Regions from separate parts of the Homo sapiens genome. Here region 2 is linked to region 1. The links are chromatin contacts, found by Hi-C in ENCODE. All regions are on one chromosome and are shown on one strand. The core of a region is the stretch at or near the end of the contact, and the rest is flanking DNA. Distances in the headings are between cores, read along the strand shown.

Evidence for each region. A loop is a pair of places that touch in the nucleus more often than their neighbours do. Pooled maps may share reads with other maps.
Region 2: a loop to region 1 is called in a pooled map, with 27 times the contacts of the local background. The contact joins the promoter of NEUROD1 here to the promoter of LINC01305 in region 1. A Hi-C loop is called at or near these places in 6 of 50 pooled maps.

The regions. Positions count from the first base shown.
Region 1 is chr2:174,324,202-174,329,197 of GRCh38, reverse strand. It overlaps LINC01305 (long intergenic non-protein coding RNA 1305), which reads right to left and starts at 3,171. Exons shown (of 3, transcript NR_038897.1): 1 at 1,788-3,171; 2 at 362-741. RefSeq lists enhancers at 1-613, 2,663-2,782, 2,250-3,067.
Region 2 is chr2:181,677,559-181,682,534 of GRCh38, reverse strand. NEUROD1 (neuronal differentiation 1) reads left to right here and starts at 2,018. Exons shown (of 2, transcript NM_002500.5): 1 at 2,018-2,105; 2 at 3,664-4,976. The coding sequence starts at 3,675. The coding sequence ends at 4,745. RefSeq lists an enhancer at 792-1,368.

The DNA of each region.
Region 1 (4,996 bases), core at 1,922-4,421:
TATGGGGAAGAAAAAGAAAGCAGTGGGGGAGGACGATTTCATCTCCTTTACATCCACACGCTGTTCTGGAGAAGAACCGGGCCCAGCCTCTAGTTCGTCATAGCTTAGAACCACCCGAGCGATTTATCTAGAAAACTTTTCAAGCAAAGACAAGGTCCTCTCGGCTTGTCCGGTGGGTGGCGAGGTGCACGTTTTCTGCCCCTCTCTCCGCTTCCTAAGAAAGAGCTTAGAAAGACCAAGGCCCCGAGGGGCGGCGGAAGGTCACAGCGACGCCACTCCGCTAGCCAAGGACACCACCCGGAGCGGGCCCAGCTGCCTCCTTCCCTAGAGTCTGTCCCCAGAGAGGGGGAGGACGACTTACATATTTGTTTAACGGAGTGTTGGAGAGCTGCGTGGCCTCCTAATTACGTCAAGAACACAGAACCATCAGCCCTTGAAGTTTCCAGCGAGACTTCGGAAGGAGCGGCGACCCGGCTCCAGGCGCGAGATGACGCTGGGGGTGGGGAGGGAGGGTACTCCGTGGAACGGAACTCCAAGCTAGGGCTGGCGGTTCCAGCTAATCTATCTGGCGAAGACAAAATTACAACAGAGCTGGAGCGATCAAAGCAGGCCCCCGCCCCCACCCCCACCCCCGCCCGCCCGCCTTCCCTGCCCAAAGTCTGTTTGTAGTTGTCTCCTCGGCTGCAGACACACTCGTCCATCTTCTCACGACAAGGAAATTCCTGCCAGTTTTTCCAGAGCCTGCAAGGAGAAGACAAACGCACTTCACCCGTCCCAGAGGAGGAGGATTCCCTTTGTTTAACCTCCTCCTCCCACAGTCGGCCTTCAGCTCTGAAATGGGGGAGGGGGACAGGGGATGGAAAGACCCTGGGCGGGGAAGGGCGGTTATAACAGAACCCCGGGTCCAACTCTGCCTTGCTGGTCCCTCCTCTTCCTCCTCCCTCTTCTCTTTCCAAGCTTCTCCCTCCCTCCCTCTCTCCCTCCCTCTCTCCCTCCTTCCGATCTTCTAGATCCTCTTCCCACCCAAGTCCTCTCCTGGGCTCGCGCGCCCAGAGCCTGGGCAGGCGCTGTTTATTTCCCGGCCTTCGTGGTTTGGCGGGAAAGGGCTTCGTCCTGGCTTGTTCTTGAGTGTCTGGGACAAATCCTTTTGTTTGTGTCTAAATGTGGAATGAGAAGCCTTCCAGGTTGATAATGGGGCTCAGACAGAAGAGGGAAAGAGCAGAGAAGCAACACGCATGTGTCTTTTGCAGCCAGTATGCGATGTTAGTCCAGGGTTTGGAACCCCTTCCAGGTGGATCACGGTTTCACACACACACCCAACTGTGCTCATCTGTCTTTTATTACCCCATGTTCCACTCTCCTGGGTTCTTTTCTTAGTTCCTTTCAGCCCTCTCCTTCCTAGAACCTCTTCTCAGAACCCTACAGTTCAGTGAGAGGGTGAGAAAAAAAGATACATCCTAAAACTCCCCTCGAGGAACGAGGCACCCCCGTGACATATCCGGAAACAGGCCAGCCCTGGGCCGACACGTCCATCCTTTCTTGATTTCGGCCACTGTAGAGCCCAACTCTGACAGGCTGGACTTTCCTGTCACACCTACCGATGTCAAACCCACGCCCTTCCAGAGTCCAGATGGATACCCTCCGCCCTGACCCGCTTCTTGGAACATTGACTGAAGGGTATATACATAGGGGTAGAGGAAGGCTCCGTGCACTTTAGACACGTGCGCCTCCCCCTCGCCCTGCTGCCACATGCAGAATGTACACTGATGACAAACAGACACACTTACCAGGGCACATGCCAGCGGCGTCCATCCTCCTTCCCGGCCAGGCATCAGCAAGCGAGACGGCCTTGAGGCAGGTGCCATCGCCACAGGGAGAGTGGCTCCGAGCTCCCGATGTCTCCCTGGGAGTCGAGGCATTCAGGTACCCCAAAGCCAGTTTCGAGCCTCCCGGGCGGGGTGGCCGAAGACCTTGACGAGGCTGGGCGTCCCCCTCCGCCTCCCGCTGTGCTTCCGCGCTGCTTCCTGCTCTGCACTACCTCCGCCGCCGCAACTGCCCAGCGCCCCTCTCTGAGAAGCCCTCTGCCTGCTGCACGCAGCCCATAGGTTCCGCTACATCTGGGATGCATTGCCCCTTAATTGTCAATCCCATTATTGTGATCAAGTGAACGTTGCTAATCTCTACATTTATTGTTTAGGTAAATAGAGGCTGCATTTAATCAATATGCAGGGCCCCAGCCCTCGCAGCGCCAAGTAACTTAAGTCAACGGTGAAGATTTCAGTGTGTGCATAATTACAGAGCTCGCGGAATCATCGGTCCAGCTCAATTCCACGTCTCTTCGCCGACCTGGGGGAGGCGGAGGAGGGAATGGGAGGAATCTCCATCCTCCAAGGGGTCGAGGGCCAGCTCCTTCAGGGCAAGTAAATGACTTCGTGGAGGTGACACCGCGCGCCTGGCCCGCGCCCTCGGCGGAGCGCCCTGTGAGCGCGGGGGCCTGAGGCGGGACTGGGGACTGCCCCCAACTTCCGAGCGGCAGAATCTGGCGCTTGGCGCCCCGACTCTACAGCTTCTGGACCTCTCCCCTCCCAAATTTGCCTCAGGAAGGAGGGTGGTTCCGCGTTCGGCAGGTCCCCGGCAGGCGGGAAAGCGGGGGCGGGGCTCTGGAGGTGGGTTGCCCCAAGTTCGCGACACCCTGCCCCAGCACGCAGGCTCCCTCCTCTCCTCCGCAGCTGCGGGGAGCAGCAGACTTCCTTGCCCGCGGGGAACTCCCAAGAATCCCACGATTGGGCGCGCAGAGCGCGGGTTATTTGCGCTTCTTCTTAAATAGCTATTGTTTCCTAATTTAAGAGGACCTTCGCCGGGCTAGAACGTCAGGGATTCGCAGCAGGGGGTGGGCGGGTCTGGGGAGATGGGCGGTTCGCGCCGGCGAGGGGTGGTATCAGCTCCTTACAGTAGCTTGGCTCCCGGAGTGGTGTCAGAGTGAGGGCCTCTTGGTCTCGGCGGGGAAAGGGTTAGCTGAGAATCTTTCGGGGGGCGGCGGAAAGAACCCGACCCCCGCGACACCCTGGAGTGGGGCCCAAGAAGCTGATCCTCAAGTTTGAGGCGCCAACACTTCTCTTTCGGCAACTCTGTTGTCGCGAGTTTCTCTTTCTTCTGGTTCCTCTTTCTCTGCTCCATTCCCGGACAAGTCGGACGTAAACAACCAATAACTTCAGTTGTAACCAGACACCCCCCTTGCATGGAATTGTCCGGCTTTATGTAAGCAGGATTCTAAGGTCAAATCATTTGACAGTTTAGGGTGCCATTGCAACCTCCCAACTAAATTACAGCTGAAGTTTGAATATAAGGGCCCTTGGTATTTGATGGCAGCTGGCTGTTTTTAATTTTCGGAATGGAACAGTTTTCGTATAAGGTATCCCTCCCTGCTTTCTTCTTCCCTTAAGTTGAACAGCATTTGGAACAAGGGGGAAATGAAACACAAATATCGGTGCAATCCTGAAAACCTTTTTCTCTCTATTACTACATTCAGAGCCTCCCCTCTGCCCGGCCCAAGCTACTCCCAAGCCTGTAACTCTCCTCATCAGTTGGGCAGACCTCTTACCGCTGGGCTGCAAACCAGTGCTGCCTCTGCCTCTACAAGACAGATAAATACGGCGTCAGACTCTTTTTTTTTTTTTTTTGAAAAGAGTCTCACCCAGTCGCCCAGGCTGGAATGCAGTGGCGTGATCTCGGCTGACTGCGACCTCCGCCTCCCGGGTTCAAGCGATTCTCCTGCTCCAGCCTCCCTAGAAGCTGGGATTACAGGCGCCCGGCACCACGCCCGCCTAATTTTTTGTATTTTTAGTAGAGACGGGGTTTCACCATCTTGGTCAGGCTGGTCTCGAACTCCTGACCTCGTGATCCACCCACCTGGGCCTCCCAAAGCGCTGGGATTACAGACGTGAGTCACCGCGTCTGGTCCAGACTCTTTTGATTAGGAATGTCAACTTAACCTTTTCTGGATGGCAGTTGTTTTTAAGCTAGGATAAGGAAAAGAAAGGCAACAGAGCTGATAGCTAGGGCTCCTGGGTAAGCACAAGCCCTTTGGAGGTCTCAGGAGGTGGGTGTGAATTAAGGCCCACCACTTAAGGCCCACCACTTAAGGCCCTGTGACCTTGGGCGGGCCTTGAAACTTGTGTTTCCTTCTCTCTAAAATGAAGCTAATAATTTCGACTTTGAAGGATTGTTATGAAGGTTAAATAAAACTATATAGGAAAATTCCTAACAATGTGCTCCATACTTATTAATAGTTGAGCTAAAAAAGTTCTTGCCTTCCATTTTCCACTGAAATAACATTCCCAGCTAAAACTTACTGTGAAACTAAAGGCAAAGCCAACAGCCGCTATAAAACAGAATTTTAGTGTGTGTGTGGGAAGCACAGGGCCTAGTACAGAAGCAAGGTTGGATGAGGATGAATGCAATGACAGCCTGCAGCTGCCTGATTTGGAAGGAGTAAGGTTAGCTGCTCCAGTCAGCCACACATTTCATGGTCTGGCTTTCATAGTTCTCCAGGAGGGGAAGAGGAGGCCTTGTCTCTAAAAGTAATAGCTAATATTTATTGAGCGGTTATTATATACCAGGCATTCTGCCAAGTGCTTTACACACAGCATCTCATTTAATCCACACAATAATCTTACCAGGTGAGTCTTACTGATATCTTTTTAAAAACTTTTATTGTAGAAAATATCTGCTGGGCACAGTGGCTCAAGCTTATAATCCCAGCACTTTGGGAAGCCAAGGCAGGGCAGATCCCTTGAGCCCAGGAGTTTGAGAGCAGCCTAGGCAACATGGTAAAACCCTGTCTCTATAAAAAAATACAAAAATTAGCTGAGCATGGTTGTGTGTGCGTATGGTCCCAGCTACTGGGGAGGCTGACATGGGAGAATAGATTGAGCCTGGGAGGTCGAAGCTGCAGTGAGCCTTGATTGCGCCGCTGCACTCCAGACTGGGAGACAGA
Region 2 (4,976 bases), core at 769-3,268, 7.4 Mb before region 1:
TCCTGGGCCCAGGCTCCTGGGTGAATTATTTTATCCTCCCCTATGCGCTTTGTCAGCCAAGTGAATGTAGAAAAGCAAGCAAAACTCCAGAACCCCACAACGATTCACGCCACGCTTCGGTGGCACAACTCTTTTCTTCCCCTTTTAGATTAGTACTGTGCAGGGAAGGCTGCACCTGCTACCTTCAGACACCGGGGATCTGGCTAGGACCCTCTTCCTCTACCCCTACTCTCTCCTCCCGTCCCCACCCTCTCCCAGATGCACCCCAATCCAGCCTCTCAACCCTGTCGCTGTTTGCAAACTCGAGGGATGTTTAGTGCAATTGCCTTTAAATAAGCAATTCACGTAAGAGGTATTTATTGCAGAGGGTTTCAGGTCTGGGAGGGGGTAAGGAGTTAGTTAATGAAGGATTAGAGGCAAAGCTGGGAAAGAACGAGTAGACAGGCCAGTTTCTTTCTTTCTTTTTAAAATCTATTATTCTGGAAAACCCTTGTTCGAAAAGAGTAAAGAATTGCTATTTGGGCAACAATATGGCTCCTTCAGAACTGGTCGAGAATTTCTGTGGTCTTTGCTTGACCTTCAAGTTGGGAGTTTCAAATCAGAGGCTTTGAAGTCTGGAGGAGTTCGCAGCCATTAATCCTTCCGGGGTTGTGCTAAAGGCGTTTCTAGAAAGAGATCGGAAAGACCCGTTCAGCACAGGCCCATTGCATCTTCTCTTTGAAAACGCTTGTCTGAATCAAGTATCTTATACAGACCCGAGACTGAGGGGAGCAAGAGCGCAGGTCCGGCTGTGGCGAGGTGTCCACCACCGTACTTGTGGTCAATGCCTGGACTAGAGAGCCGAGGCCGTCCAGGGCGGGCTGGCCAGGGAACCAGAAGCGTCCCTGGACTGGCTGAGTGAGGGTGCCCTTTCCAGCAACCCAGTGGCCATGGTTAAAAGGCAGAATACAACCGTCAAAGAAGTCCCCAGCTCCCACATAAGAGAGCGCAAAGGCCAATGGAACCAAGGCCTCCTCGCGAGAACTAGCTCGCTTTGAGGACAAGATCCTGGGGATGGAGGTGGGGACTGACGTAGTGAGAGGGTCTGGAGGAACAGTCGTAGCTGAAGGTCAGGACATGAAGAATTGCACGTATGGTAGGGATAGAATGGCAGGTACAACTTTTCTGTACTGAAGGAACTGGGAGAGGACGATCCGGTTAGGGAGGTTGGGGAACTAATCTCAACGCTGCGTTTACAGATGAAGCCGCTTTTATATGGCGTATATGTTTGCTTAGAGGGGCCGACGGAGATTAGGAGAAGCCATCCTTTGGCGCCAATGATCAAAGCGTCTGCCAAGGAGAAGAAGCCAAGGGATGGGCCTTTCAGAGAGGGCAAGGAGTCATGCTGCTCTGGATGCCAGTGTCAGGACAAGAAATCGAAAGGAGCGAGGACTCTTCACTGCGTGCCTCAGTCTCCCCGCTTCTGCCTCTTTCACCTCTGTCCTACTTCCGGCGCGAAAGCAGGCCACTCGCTCTGATCTAGACCTAGTTAACATTAGCTTTTCCCTTCCTTCCCTCAAATCCCCTCCCCCCTCTATCCCCGTCCCTTCTGCCGCCTGAAAGGGTTAATCTCTCCTGCGGGTAAAAACAGGTCCGCGGAGTCTCTAACTGGCGACAGATGGGCCACTTTCTTCTGGCCACAAAGGGGCCGGAATGGAGCGCTCCGCGGCATACAAATGGGCAGGTCACGTGGTTCCAGGCTCTTGGCTGGACCGGGAAGACCATATGGCGCATGCCGGGGAGGAAGGAGGAGGGGCGGGGGTAGGGGTGGAGGGTGAGGGGAGCGGTTGTCGGAGGAGGGCGGGAGACGAGCAAGGCGTGGGGAGAAGTGGGGAGGAGGGGAGAACGGGGAGCGCACAGCCTGGACGCGTGCGCAGGCGTCAGGCGCATAGACCTGCTAGCCCCTCAGCTAGCGGCCCCGCCCGCGCTTAGCATCACTAACTGGGCTATATAACCTGAGCGCCCGCGCGGCCACGACACGAGGAATTCGCCCACGCAGGAGGCGCGGCGTCCGGAGGCCCCAGGGTTATGAGACTATCACTGCTCAGGACCTACTAACAACAAAGGTAATTACAGTTCTTTCATTTTTTTGCCCCAGAATAGAAGCAATAACTGAAGACTGATGAACCTACATATTCTGTATGTGTGCGTTTGCGAGAGTGTGTATGTGTATTGAGACCAGCATCCCCCTCCATAATTGCCCATAAGTACTCACACATAATGAGTCGTGTCACTCAAGTACCCCCTGCAGGCTTTCTAATTTAAATTTTAAAAATTTGGGTTTCTTTTGTGGATAGCATAGGAGCTTCTTGGATTTTTTAAAAGAATGCACGGTAACTATGATTATCTGCTAGTGCTGATTTTAAAGTCCCAAAAGCAATAATGACTTCACTTTCTCACTTCTTACAGTAAGAAAAAAAAATCTATGTTATCAATATATATTTTGTGTGCATGTATTTTACGCACATTGGGAGTGTCAAGCTGTGTTTTCAGTGAATGAAAGGGACATGGATACCTTGAGTATTCACACCATGGAAAATAAATCAGGTTCAGAGATAGTTTAGTTGAGAGGGGGGAAAGTGGAGAAAGGGAGAGGGACTCACTCCTGCTACCTGTTACCGCTCCAGAGGCGGCCAAGTCCCCAGCAGCCACTACTGGAGCCAGAAATTCAGTTGTTTTACTAAAGGCTTTTTATTTTCCTTACTAGAAGCGGCAACTTCGCGGTTGCCAATCGCTGACCATTATAATTACTCAATCTTTTAAAGGGAGGTTTGAGGCGAACTTTGAAAAGCCCCAATAAAGAGCGGGCGGCCCTTTCAATGGGCTGTTTATTAGAGAGGAGCCTTCCGCACCTGATCCCCGGCGCGTGGGAGAGCGCTCTGCGCCGCGCCCCCAGCCCTCGCCCTGCAGCTAGCGCTTTTGTACAAGGTGGAAATTTAGCGGTGGGCCAGAGATGGAAGGCAAGAAAAGAAAGGCGAGGGAGGGGTGGAAGACCCTGTCCACTTTTGTTGCCAAATGTTACATTGATGGTGAAACAATTTGGTGGAAACTATTTTTCCTCCTTTCTGCATTTGCTTTTCAGTATCCCGTCGATGTAATCTTCTTAAAAATCGCTGCCAGTATTAGTAAATTACGCAATGGCTGTTCAACTTAAATCGCTAAGTATCTGGAAGCCAGGACAGAAATGGAAGTAGAATGTGTGATTTTACAGCTTTTTTTTTTTTTTATGGAGTTGTGAGTAACTTTGAACACATTTGGATAAACATGAAGTCGCTGAAATGTACAGTCATTTCCACACACATTATCCTGTCGGGCAACCACCATAAACACATTTAAGTTAATCACTAGGATACAAACACATATGCGTGAGTGGTGTACACATATACATATTCACTACCCTCCCCCAGTCCTGTCCTCACTCCTACGTACTAGCGGGGCACACGCACGCGCCATTATAAAACACTGCATTTAACTTTTTCTCAGAGGCATTCATTTTGTAATGGGCAGGTACTTTTCGCAAGCATTTGTACAGGTTTAGGGAGTGGAAGCTGAAGGCGTATCTGGCTTTTGAATATAGCGTTTTTCTGCTTTTCTTTCTGTTTGCCTCTCCCTTGTTGAATGTAGGAAATCGAAACATGACCAAATCGTACAGCGAGAGTGGGCTGATGGGCGAGCCTCAGCCCCAAGGTCCTCCAAGCTGGACAGACGAGTGTCTCAGTTCTCAGGACGAGGAGCACGAGGCAGACAAGAAGGAGGACGACCTCGAAACCATGAACGCAGAGGAGGACTCACTGAGGAACGGGGGAGAGGAGGAGGACGAAGATGAGGACCTGGAAGAGGAGGAAGAAGAGGAAGAGGAGGATGACGATCAAAAGCCCAAGAGACGCGGCCCCAAAAAGAAGAAGATGACTAAGGCTCGCCTGGAGCGTTTTAAATTGAGACGCATGAAGGCTAACGCCCGGGAGCGGAACCGCATGCACGGACTGAACGCGGCGCTAGACAACCTGCGCAAGGTGGTGCCTTGCTATTCTAAGACGCAGAAGCTGTCCAAAATCGAGACTCTGCGCTTGGCCAAGAACTACATCTGGGCTCTGTCGGAGATCCTGCGCTCAGGCAAAAGCCCAGACCTGGTCTCCTTCGTTCAGACGCTTTGCAAGGGCTTATCCCAACCCACCACCAACCTGGTTGCGGGCTGCCTGCAACTCAATCCTCGGACTTTTCTGCCTGAGCAGAACCAGGACATGCCCCCCCACCTGCCGACGGCCAGCGCTTCCTTCCCTGTACACCCCTACTCCTACCAGTCGCCTGGGCTGCCCAGTCCGCCTTACGGTACCATGGACAGCTCCCATGTCTTCCACGTTAAGCCTCCGCCGCACGCCTACAGCGCAGCGCTGGAGCCCTTCTTTGAAAGCCCTCTGACTGATTGCACCAGCCCTTCCTTTGATGGACCCCTCAGCCCGCCGCTCAGCATCAATGGCAACTTCTCTTTCAAACACGAACCGTCCGCCGAGTTTGAGAAAAATTATGCCTTTACCATGCACTATCCTGCAGCGACACTGGCAGGGGCCCAAAGCCACGGATCAATCTTCTCAGGCACCGCTGCCCCTCGCTGCGAGATCCCCATAGACAATATTATGTCCTTCGATAGCCATTCACATCATGAGCGAGTCATGAGTGCCCAGCTCAATGCCATATTTCATGATTAGAGGCACGCCAGTTTCACCATTTCCGGGAAACGAACCCACTGTGCTTACAGTGACTGTCGTGTTTACAAAAGGCAGCCCTTTGGGTACTACTGCTGCAAAGTGCAAATACTCCAAGCTTCAAGTGATATATGTATTTATTGTCATTACTGCCTTTGGAAGAAACAGGGGATCAAAGTTCCTGTTCACCTTATGTATTATTTTCTATAGCTCTTCTATTTAAAAAATAAAAAA